2 separate regions of the Homo sapiens genome follow, and region 2 is linked to region 1. A link is an interaction called in ENCODE POLR2A ChIA-PET data of the cell type or tissue named here. Cell type or tissue: HepG2. All regions are shown on one strand. Links, peaks and the distances in the headings refer to the core of each region. The heading gives the core; the rest is flanking DNA. Region 1 overlaps PLEKHM3 (pleckstrin homology domain containing M3). Region 2 overlaps FZD5 (frizzled class receptor 5).

Evidence for each region. ChIA-PET counts read pairs that join two places held together with the same protein. Peaks named below come from ENCODE experiments on the same cell type or tissue, not always from the same donor. Only the 100,000 strongest peaks of a DNase experiment are listed, where the experiment ranks them.
Region 2: POLR2A ChIA-PET joins it to region 1 with 7 read pairs; 3 of 35 experiments call an interaction of 5 or more read pairs at or near these places.

What each region holds. Positions count from the first base shown.
Region 1 is chr2:207,924,758-207,929,153 of GRCh38, forward strand. All of the region lies in intron 5 of PLEKHM3 (pleckstrin homology domain containing M3), which reads right to left. Among named protein-coding and RNA genes, the nearest start is that of PLEKHM3, 99 kb to the right of the region's middle. In HepG2, for the core only: no CTCF peak of the experiment used is centred there; DNase peaks (open chromatin) are centred at 1,684 and 3,514; H3K4me3 peaks cover 323 bases.
Region 2 is chr2:207,759,793-207,764,111 of GRCh38, forward strand. FZD5 (frizzled class receptor 5) reads right to left here. Exons shown (of 2, transcript NM_003468.4): 2 at 2,806-4,319. Among named protein-coding and RNA genes, the nearest start is that of MIR4775, 7.1 kb to the left of the region's middle. In HepG2, for the core only: no CTCF peak of the experiment used is centred there; a DNase peak (open chromatin) is centred at 1,868.

The DNA of each region.
Region 1 (4,396 bases), core at 171-4,170:
TGCTAGCTCACATAAAGTTGCCCCATTGGCTCCTGTGAAGGCTGGAGGATTATGCAGAAGGGCAGCCGAGGTGTTGGGTATTCCTAGCATTAGGGAGCTGGAGGATGTGGAGGCATTGAGGGCAAGGAGAAGGGGGAGACTCGGACAGGACAGAGTGCAGAGAAGGACAGGGAGAAGGAGGTCTAGGAGAAATGGTGACCAACAATGCCCAGGAGGCCAAAGAAACAAGGGCCTCAGGAAGTCAAGGTGTCAGAGGAGAGTGCAATCCACAGCCAGCCTGCAAGGGGCCACGTCAGAAGTGAGTGGGCAAAAGGGAAATGGAGACAGTTCTGAGTGCTTAAGATGGGATCTTAGGTGGTAGTATGAACAGGGTTGTTTTTTTGTTTTTTGTTTTTTTTTTTTAGTGAGAGGGCAGGTAAAAAAATTAGAGAGTATGACATTAATTAAATATGCTAGAAGCAGGGAGGGAGGATTAAGGGGCATGGTCCCTGAGGGATCCGGGTAGATCGCTACTGATGGGCCAGAGTCCGCATCTCATAACTTCTACTGATCCTGTGTGCTCTGCACAGAAAGGTGTGGCAATTCCCTGAATCCCAGGCTCTTGGATGCCTCCAGGCTCATCTTCCTTTTGCCTCTTCTCCCCTGTTCACCTCCTGGCTCCTCCTGAATTATGATCTGCTTAAAATAAAAGTTATAGCAGCTAATATTTCCTGAGAGCTTGCTCTGTTCTGGGCATTAAATCCCTGAATCCTCGCACTTTCCTTATGAGGTGGTATTGTCTCCAGGTGAGAAAACTGGCTCTGAAAGCTAACAGAGACAGAAATGAGCTCTGAGCTCAGGCCGTCCAACTTAACGCAGAGTTTATAATAAACCACCTCCATTTGTGTCCTCACTTTTTTCTTTTTTCTCAGTTTGCCCCACCTGGGCTTGGTAACCCAGCTCTAATCTTCAGCTTTGTGGTGAGGCTGCTGCTCCAGGTAATGGTCCCTCCCTCAAATCACTGTACCGCAACTGCCTGAGGGGCGCATTGTAATGGCCTAGCCCAAGCCTTAGGACACCCCAACACATCTTCTGAGGAACTTTGAAGTCGACCTGGTGTTATTTCCTCTAGTTCTACAGGACTCTTCATGTCTGTCTTTTGAGAGAACCACATCTAGACATTCGGCATCCTTTGAGATGAACTTCCTGACCGAGTTACGGATCTAGTATCTGAGACATCGACAAACTCTGTTCTTAATATTTAATTACATGGCCTTGGGGTTAAAACCTCGAATGCCTAGGCCCAGGGAACCACCATAAACGAATTAAATGGGCTGGAGATGAGAAAAACAGGGCAGCAATGTGTTATATGCCAAGTGGCACTGGGTTTGGGGAGACAAACTAGAGCAGAAGAAGTTATGGCAAAGTGGCAAGTCAAGTGTCTAAAGCTGATCTCTGCTACACAGAATGAGGGAAGTTCTGTGTAATCAGAACTCATTTCCCAAGAGAAACCAGAAAGCTTCACTTTGTGTGTGCATGAAAACTCCTGATTTTTTTAAAGTTGGCAACTATTTCACAATTTCAAAACTTTGTGGGGCCATCCCTGTGAGGCCAAACAAAACATGTCTGCTGGCCAAATCTGGCCTTGAGGTGACACATTCTACCGTGCCTGTGTGTGACACATCCTGCTGTTCCTGTGTTCAGCAAGAGCTGAGGCTCTTCCTAGCAGTTCTTAACGTCCCTCCCAGAAATTTCCCTAACAGCTGCTGATCCGGATGTGTCCTGACATTGCCATGTATGCCCAGATTTTCCACAGAGTTCTTCATGCACCTTCATGTGTGGACACTGTAAATAATTCTTCTCATGAAAAGTTAACTAGACCTTGAACTAATTCAGCAGGACCGCCATCTGGGAGTCCTCAGAAACAGTGAATTGTCAGCACTGTAAACATTTTAAGCTTCGGGGAGGACACTGACTTTTTCTAAACTAATCACCCCTGCCAGTCAAGATGTGCAGTGTGGGTTCAAGAACAAGGCGTTCATTTAACAACAATAACAAAAACAGTGAGGATGAATACCGGACAGCCATCATAATGAAAGGCCTAAAAGCAAACTATGACTTCCCTAATAAGGCGACGGCCAAAGCTGGCTCCCTGGCGGTCGAGCGCTAATACAATTAATCAGTCTGTTTTCAGTTTTCTCACGACAGCAATATTAACAGTTTGCTTTATTCTGTTTATATGGTGCTGACAGGTCTTCGGCATGTTGCGCCTACTTGCTGGAGATTAATGGCCACTCTCATATTGAGGTAAAAACCAGGCAGGAAGAGAATGCCTTTTACGACTAGATAAGAACTGGATTCTCTTGCTTTTTTTTGTTCCCCATCAACTCCTCCCTCTTTCAGTTTCTATCAGGGATATATGAGATTAGTTAAGTCCAGCAAGTTCACCTCACTGTTTAAACTCCCCCACTTTAGATGTCGTATCCTCAGGTAAAACAAAGGGAGCCTTAAATATTGATTTTGGATAAACTCATTACATATAAAGGTATTGGTGACTAACTTTGTTTTTAAGAAGTCAGATTCAGCCTGGGCAACATGGTGAAAGCCCGTCTCTACTAAAAATACAAAAATTAGCCAGGTGTGGTGGCATAGGCCTGTAATCCCAGCCACTCAGGAGGCTGAGGCAGGAGAATCGCTTGAACCCAGGAGGCAGAGGCTGCAGTGAGCCGAGATCATGCCACTGCACTCCAGCCTGGGCGATAGAGTGAGACTCTGTCTCAAAAAAAAAAAAAAAAAAAAAGAAGTGTGGCTGGCTGGGTGTGGTGGCTCACACCTATAATCCCAGCACTTTGGGAGGCTGAGGCAGGCGGATCACCTGAGGTCAGGAGTTCGAGACCAGCCTGGCCAACATGGTGAAACCCCGTCTCTACTAAAAATACAAAAATTAGCCAGGCGTGGTGGCACATGCCTGTAATCCCAGCTACCCAGGAGGCTGAGGCAGGAGAATTGCTGGAACCTGGGAGGCAGAGGTTGCAGTGAGCCAAGATCGTGCCACTGCACTCCAGCCTGGGTGACAGAGCAAAACTCCGTCTCAAAAAGAAAAGAAAGTGTGGCCTGGCTGCAGGAAGTATGGACACCCTGGCAAAACTCTTGGAGATTATTTCACTAAATAGTCGTATTTCAGAATAAATCATCCCTGGTTGTTTAGTGGCTAGAAAAACAATTTTTTAATAATTACATTTTAATTAAATTTTTTAATAAAAAAGATTTAAAAAAAATTCAATAACATCCCCCCTCAACTTACCCCTTCCCTCAAAAGCCGTAAAAGTACTATTTGTTACTAGCACACTTTTCTCTGCCTCAGGTTTGAGAGAAATGGTAACCCTAAACAATATTTTAACAACATGTAAGTATAGGAAATCTAAAATAACAAAATTTAAAATAAAGCAGTGCTTCCTCAGTTTCTGTAGGAATCAATGTCTCATTGTTGGCTTGTAGGCAGACTGCTCCACCCATTTTATGAAACAGTCACATGGAGAAGCAAGCACTGTATAAGCAGAAACTACAGGCCTGGGCCCAGCTAGCTTTCCATCCACTCTCCCTTGCTCACTCCTTTCTTGACATAGCAGCAGGAAAAGAGGATTAATTCTAGTAGAGAAAATAACAGGTGGTGGCTTTTAAGTGGAATATTTTATCAAATATTTTTAAAGCCAGATATAAGAACAGTCTAGGATAAGAAAGTGATATTAATAACAATAATAGTATTTACTGTATGCTTAGTATGTCCAAGCACTGTTTTAAGCACTTCAGTTGTGTGAACTCATTTAATTCCCACAAGGGAATGCCTTGAGAGCAAAGTAATAATTTTTGCCGGAAGGGCAGGGTATTTGAGAGTAGAACAATATACTGGGTTAGACTTGGGCAGATCTTGAATTCTATACTTCTATTTTAAATAATTTATCTAATGCAAAGGTTGGATTGAAGAGGGAAGAAATGTTAGGCTAGTTAGAAGGACACGGCAATAGCCTTGAGATTCTCAACCAGGGTAGTGTATTAGAAGTAAAAAGGAGAGGAAAGATTTGAGAGTTATCTCAGAAACAGAACCATCTAAATTTTTTGGACTGATTTGACTGCTCTTTCACTCATTTTCTTATTCACTCAACAACTATTTTTGAGTGTTTTGGATGGGTCAGACATTGCGCTAAGTGAAAAATAGGAAGGTAAGAAAAAGAAGACTCTGAAGATGATTCCCTCCCCAAAACTGAGCTACTAGCTATTACTCAGTGGTCTGAAGTGACACTTAATATACATCCATCCCTCCTTCCATCTATCCATTCAGTACTTACTGAACACCTACCTTGTGCCAGGCATTGCATTATATAATGGTTATGAACAAGTCCAGGAAAGAAAAATATAG
Region 2 (4,319 bases), core at 320-4,319, 160 kb before region 1:
TACTTCAAAAGACCTCAAAAGATTCCCAAATTAGACTGTTAGCTTTACGGAAAAAAAGAAAATCTGTTGCTTTGTCTTCTTAACCTCAATTCTACAAATGTTTACCTGCCACCCCCTAGCTGGTGGCTCCTGTGTCTCCTCGGCATGAGAACTGCCTCTGACAAAGGAGGAGCTTCAAGTGTTTTACACACCTGGTCTTCCACCTGCTCCTTCACTCTTAGGTGAAGATCCTTAGGACCCTCCCTCAACAAAATCATCCCAGCCTCACCCTGACCCAATGTGGCAATGCTTGATGTTGGTCACTGTGACCCACTGCCAAAGCATTAGCATCAGGTTCCAGGACATGCAGGTGTCATGAGGCTCACAGGCTAACAGGCCTCTTGTAATTCCCCTTCATCACCTATTTGAGCCCACCTGTGTTCCCCAAAGCAGCTGTTCCCAACTTACTGCACTTACCCGATCTCCTGACCTGCTCACAACCCTAGTCATGTATCCTCAATCTAGGCTGTGGACTAAGTGGCAACTGCACCTTCCAAAATCTACTATTTCCTCTGGCATTAGATGCCTTCTTTAAAGTAACCCTCCTCATCTAGTGGAGGGGATTCTATCTCTAACTCTAAAATCAACCTTCTATATCCACCCTCCACTACTTTATTCCCTTCTGCTTTAAAATTGCATTCATCTCCCCAGTTTGGGGATGCAGCAATTTTTGTCCAGTTCTTTAAATGTCCCAGTGATTCTCACAATGTGGTCCCCAACCCACCTGCCTCTCATCAGCTGAAAGTGCCTGTGAAAAACAAAGCTTCTCTAAAGGCAGTGTGGTGTCCTGCACTGGATCCTGGAACAGATAAAGAACATTAGTGGAAAATCTGATGAAGTCTGCAGTTGATAGTAATGTGCCAACATTGACTGCTTAGTTTTAACAAATGTTAACGTTGGGAAATGAGTAAGGGGCATACAGAAACTGATTTTGGCAACTTTTGGTAAATCTAAAATTATTCCAAAATTAAAAGCTTATTTTTTTTAAAAAAAAATAGCTTACTGCGCCCCAGAGCTACTGAATCTCAATTCCTGGGGCTGAGATCTGGGAATTGACATTTTTAACATGAATCTCAAATGATTCTTACGCAAATACAAATTTGAAAACCTAATCTCTCCATCTCCTTTCATTCCATGTCTGAACAGCGGCTTCCCCCATTGTTTTACTTACCTTAACTTTGCCTTAATCTGAGTCAATCCTTTAAATCTTTTTAACCCTAAAATATAAGTCTCCCTTTTCACAAATGAGAAAACTGAAATACCCAGAGGTTGTGTCCAGGATCACATGGCACATAAGTGGTGGAGCTGGGATTTTAATTCCTATTAAGTCTGGCTCCCAAATCCATGCTCATAACCACTCTGCCTCTCAACCCTGTTACCATCCATAGACAAGCTAACGAGCTGTGTAACTAAATCACTAAAAGAACCATTGTTACCAGTATTACCCTGGGCCCACCTATTTCTGCAACTTTTTTTTTTTTTTTTGAGACGGAGTTTCACTCTTATTGACCAGGTTGGAGTGCAATGGTGTGATCTTGGCTCACCACAACCTCCGACTCCCAGGTTCAAGTGATTCTCCTGCCTCAGCCTCCCGAGTACCTGGGATTACAGGCATGTGCCACCAGGCCTGGCTAATTTTAGTAGAGACAGGATTTCTCCATGTTGGTCAGGTTGGTCTCAAACTCCCAACTTCAGGTGATCTGCCTGCCTTGGCCTCCCAGAGTGCTAGGATTACAGGCGTGAGCCACCGCACCCAGCCTATTTCTGCAACCTTCTAAGCCCAACAGTCCCTCTCTCTGTTCCAGCTTGTGACTTTGCCCTTTGCCCCCTTTTCCAATGGGGAAAAATGAGTGACAAGAAAGCATGGGGAAGATGTGCTAACTACTGTGTCCCGGACATGTAAGGTACAGTTGCTCTTCTCTTAGGATTCAACTCAACTATATTTTCTAGTCTGCCTCTCCTAACTACCTTATGCATCAATGTAATAAACTTCCTAGTGTTCACCTTGACATTGAATTACACACTCTCATAATGCTAACTTCTTACTGGATTTATGTTGTCTCCTACAAATATTTTAAGCTAATTACCCATGTTCTCCCACATACTTATGTCTCAGAGCGTTGGTGGAGAACACTGACATCCCAGGCATTAAAATGAGGTGGTGTTTGGTAGATGGTGGCTAATCTGCATTTTGCCAAAGCAGCATCAGTAGGTGGTCCAACAATAGTATCTCAGGCTTACTAAGCATCTGTCCAGATAACAGGGAAGAGCCAGCTCAGTCAGTGTTACTGTCTCTTCTGGGCTCCCTGACTTGTATTTAGAGCGCAATACCAAGTTGCAGATCCAACTGCTGGATGACAAAGTTTTGGGAGTTCCTGCCCTCCAACCGGACGCACAAAACAGCATCATCTCTAATCAAATTGGTTCAGTGTAAATGGAGGGTTTATAAAATAGAACGCAATCTCAGGCAAAGTCTCTGTTCTTCCACGTATCTGCCTTCATCAAGTGACTCATGAGACAATCACAGGATCGGCAGGAGTGAGACCTAGGAAAGATATTCAAGTAAAACATGTTTCTTAACTAGTTCTGTTTCTGGTGATTGGAATTTGCTTGATTTTACTTACTAATAAAATTTTTGCTGCTTATATTTTAAGTACATCTGAAAAACCTGATTATGAAGTTAGAATCCGTATTATCTCCTCGAATACTCTTAGAAAGCAATGTCTCTCTATAAAAACATGAGGAGAAAAAGACTTCTACAGCATCTTTTTATTGTCTTTACCATTACTTTAATGCATTTTAAAATTTATCTACATTAATTGGGAACAAAGAAAAATAGACATTTCTTTGTTTTTCATAAATAACTAATCTTCATATTTGATAAAAATCTCAAATGATTATTTTACCTTCCCACAAATATAATACATACAAAATTTTTCTGAAGTAAGGTCAACAAATTAAGTATCTTGAGACTAACATAACCACATACAACTGCTGTTTCTACTGACTCCCAGGAACGAAGCAGAAACAAAAACTCATCAAGCTGCTCTGGGTTTCCTTTTGTAAGTGTTACAGATTCAGAACTGTAATCATGTATCATCTGCCAGTAATAACATATGGATTCAAATTGATTGTCTACAAATAAAGTATCGCTGGCTCTAGTGTAACTTCTGGATTTAACATAACAGTGACTACAGCATGGGATAGGCACTATACATATATGGAAATCATAAACAGTATCGAATGCCCTGGACTTCAACTACTGACTCGGTATGTGCCTCATTTGGCTCAGTAATAAATTCACCTGCACCAAACCCGTATCAAAAGTCACCAAATCTCTCATATATATATATAATATATATTATGTATATATACAACCCACAAAACATACATACTATACATAGTTTGTAACAACATGAAGTCATACTGTCTTAAAATGATGCACTCACAGACAGACACTATCCTGGCTGAAATAAATCCTATTGTCATCAGGCTGCTAGCTTTTGAGAGTCTTGACTCAGGTTAGCTACTTATATTCTGCCTACTCTTCACCCTTCTTTAACGTCTTGGCAGTTCTTTCAGAACCACCCTCCGCAATCCAGACAGATTTGTTTCCCAGGATCACTTGATTGGACTTTGGAAACAAGAAAGAGCATGCAGAGGGAGCAGGCAATTCTTAGCCACTGTCCCTCACACCTGCCTATACGTGTGATGTGCTCTGTCCTGTTGGCCACATTTAGTGTTAGAAAGCAGTTATTCAAAGCTCTGTCCCTCCTACCCCCCTTGGGCTTTCTGTAGAGCACAAAAGTGAAAGAAGCTTCTTTGGCTGGGGTAGCAGTTCATTAAAATATACAACTACATTTCCTAGCTCTGGGGTTCCCATTCTGTACTGGAGAGTGCAGGTCACGGATGCTGTTATTAAGGTTTGGTGTGTGATCCATGAGGTTTTCTCCTGGCAGCCGGTGTCAGGATTAGCGCAGCTCCAGCCCAGGAGGCAACAGCCTAATGAATACCAACTTTGAAACAGTGCTGTCGGCACGTTATTTAAGCTTGTACATGCCCACAATTACACACAACACACACATGGGCCTTGGTCACTGGCAATGGTCATGAGAAAATATGAGAAAGGTTTGCAAGGAAAACCAATAAGGCACCAAGAAAAATTATTTCCAGTCAATTTTACCATTTCAAAATGTGAGAAGGAAAATCATAGAAATTAAAAAGATTTCCTAAAATCTGGTCAGCTAATTCACTGAGAGGTCCCATTAGTTCCTTTAGAC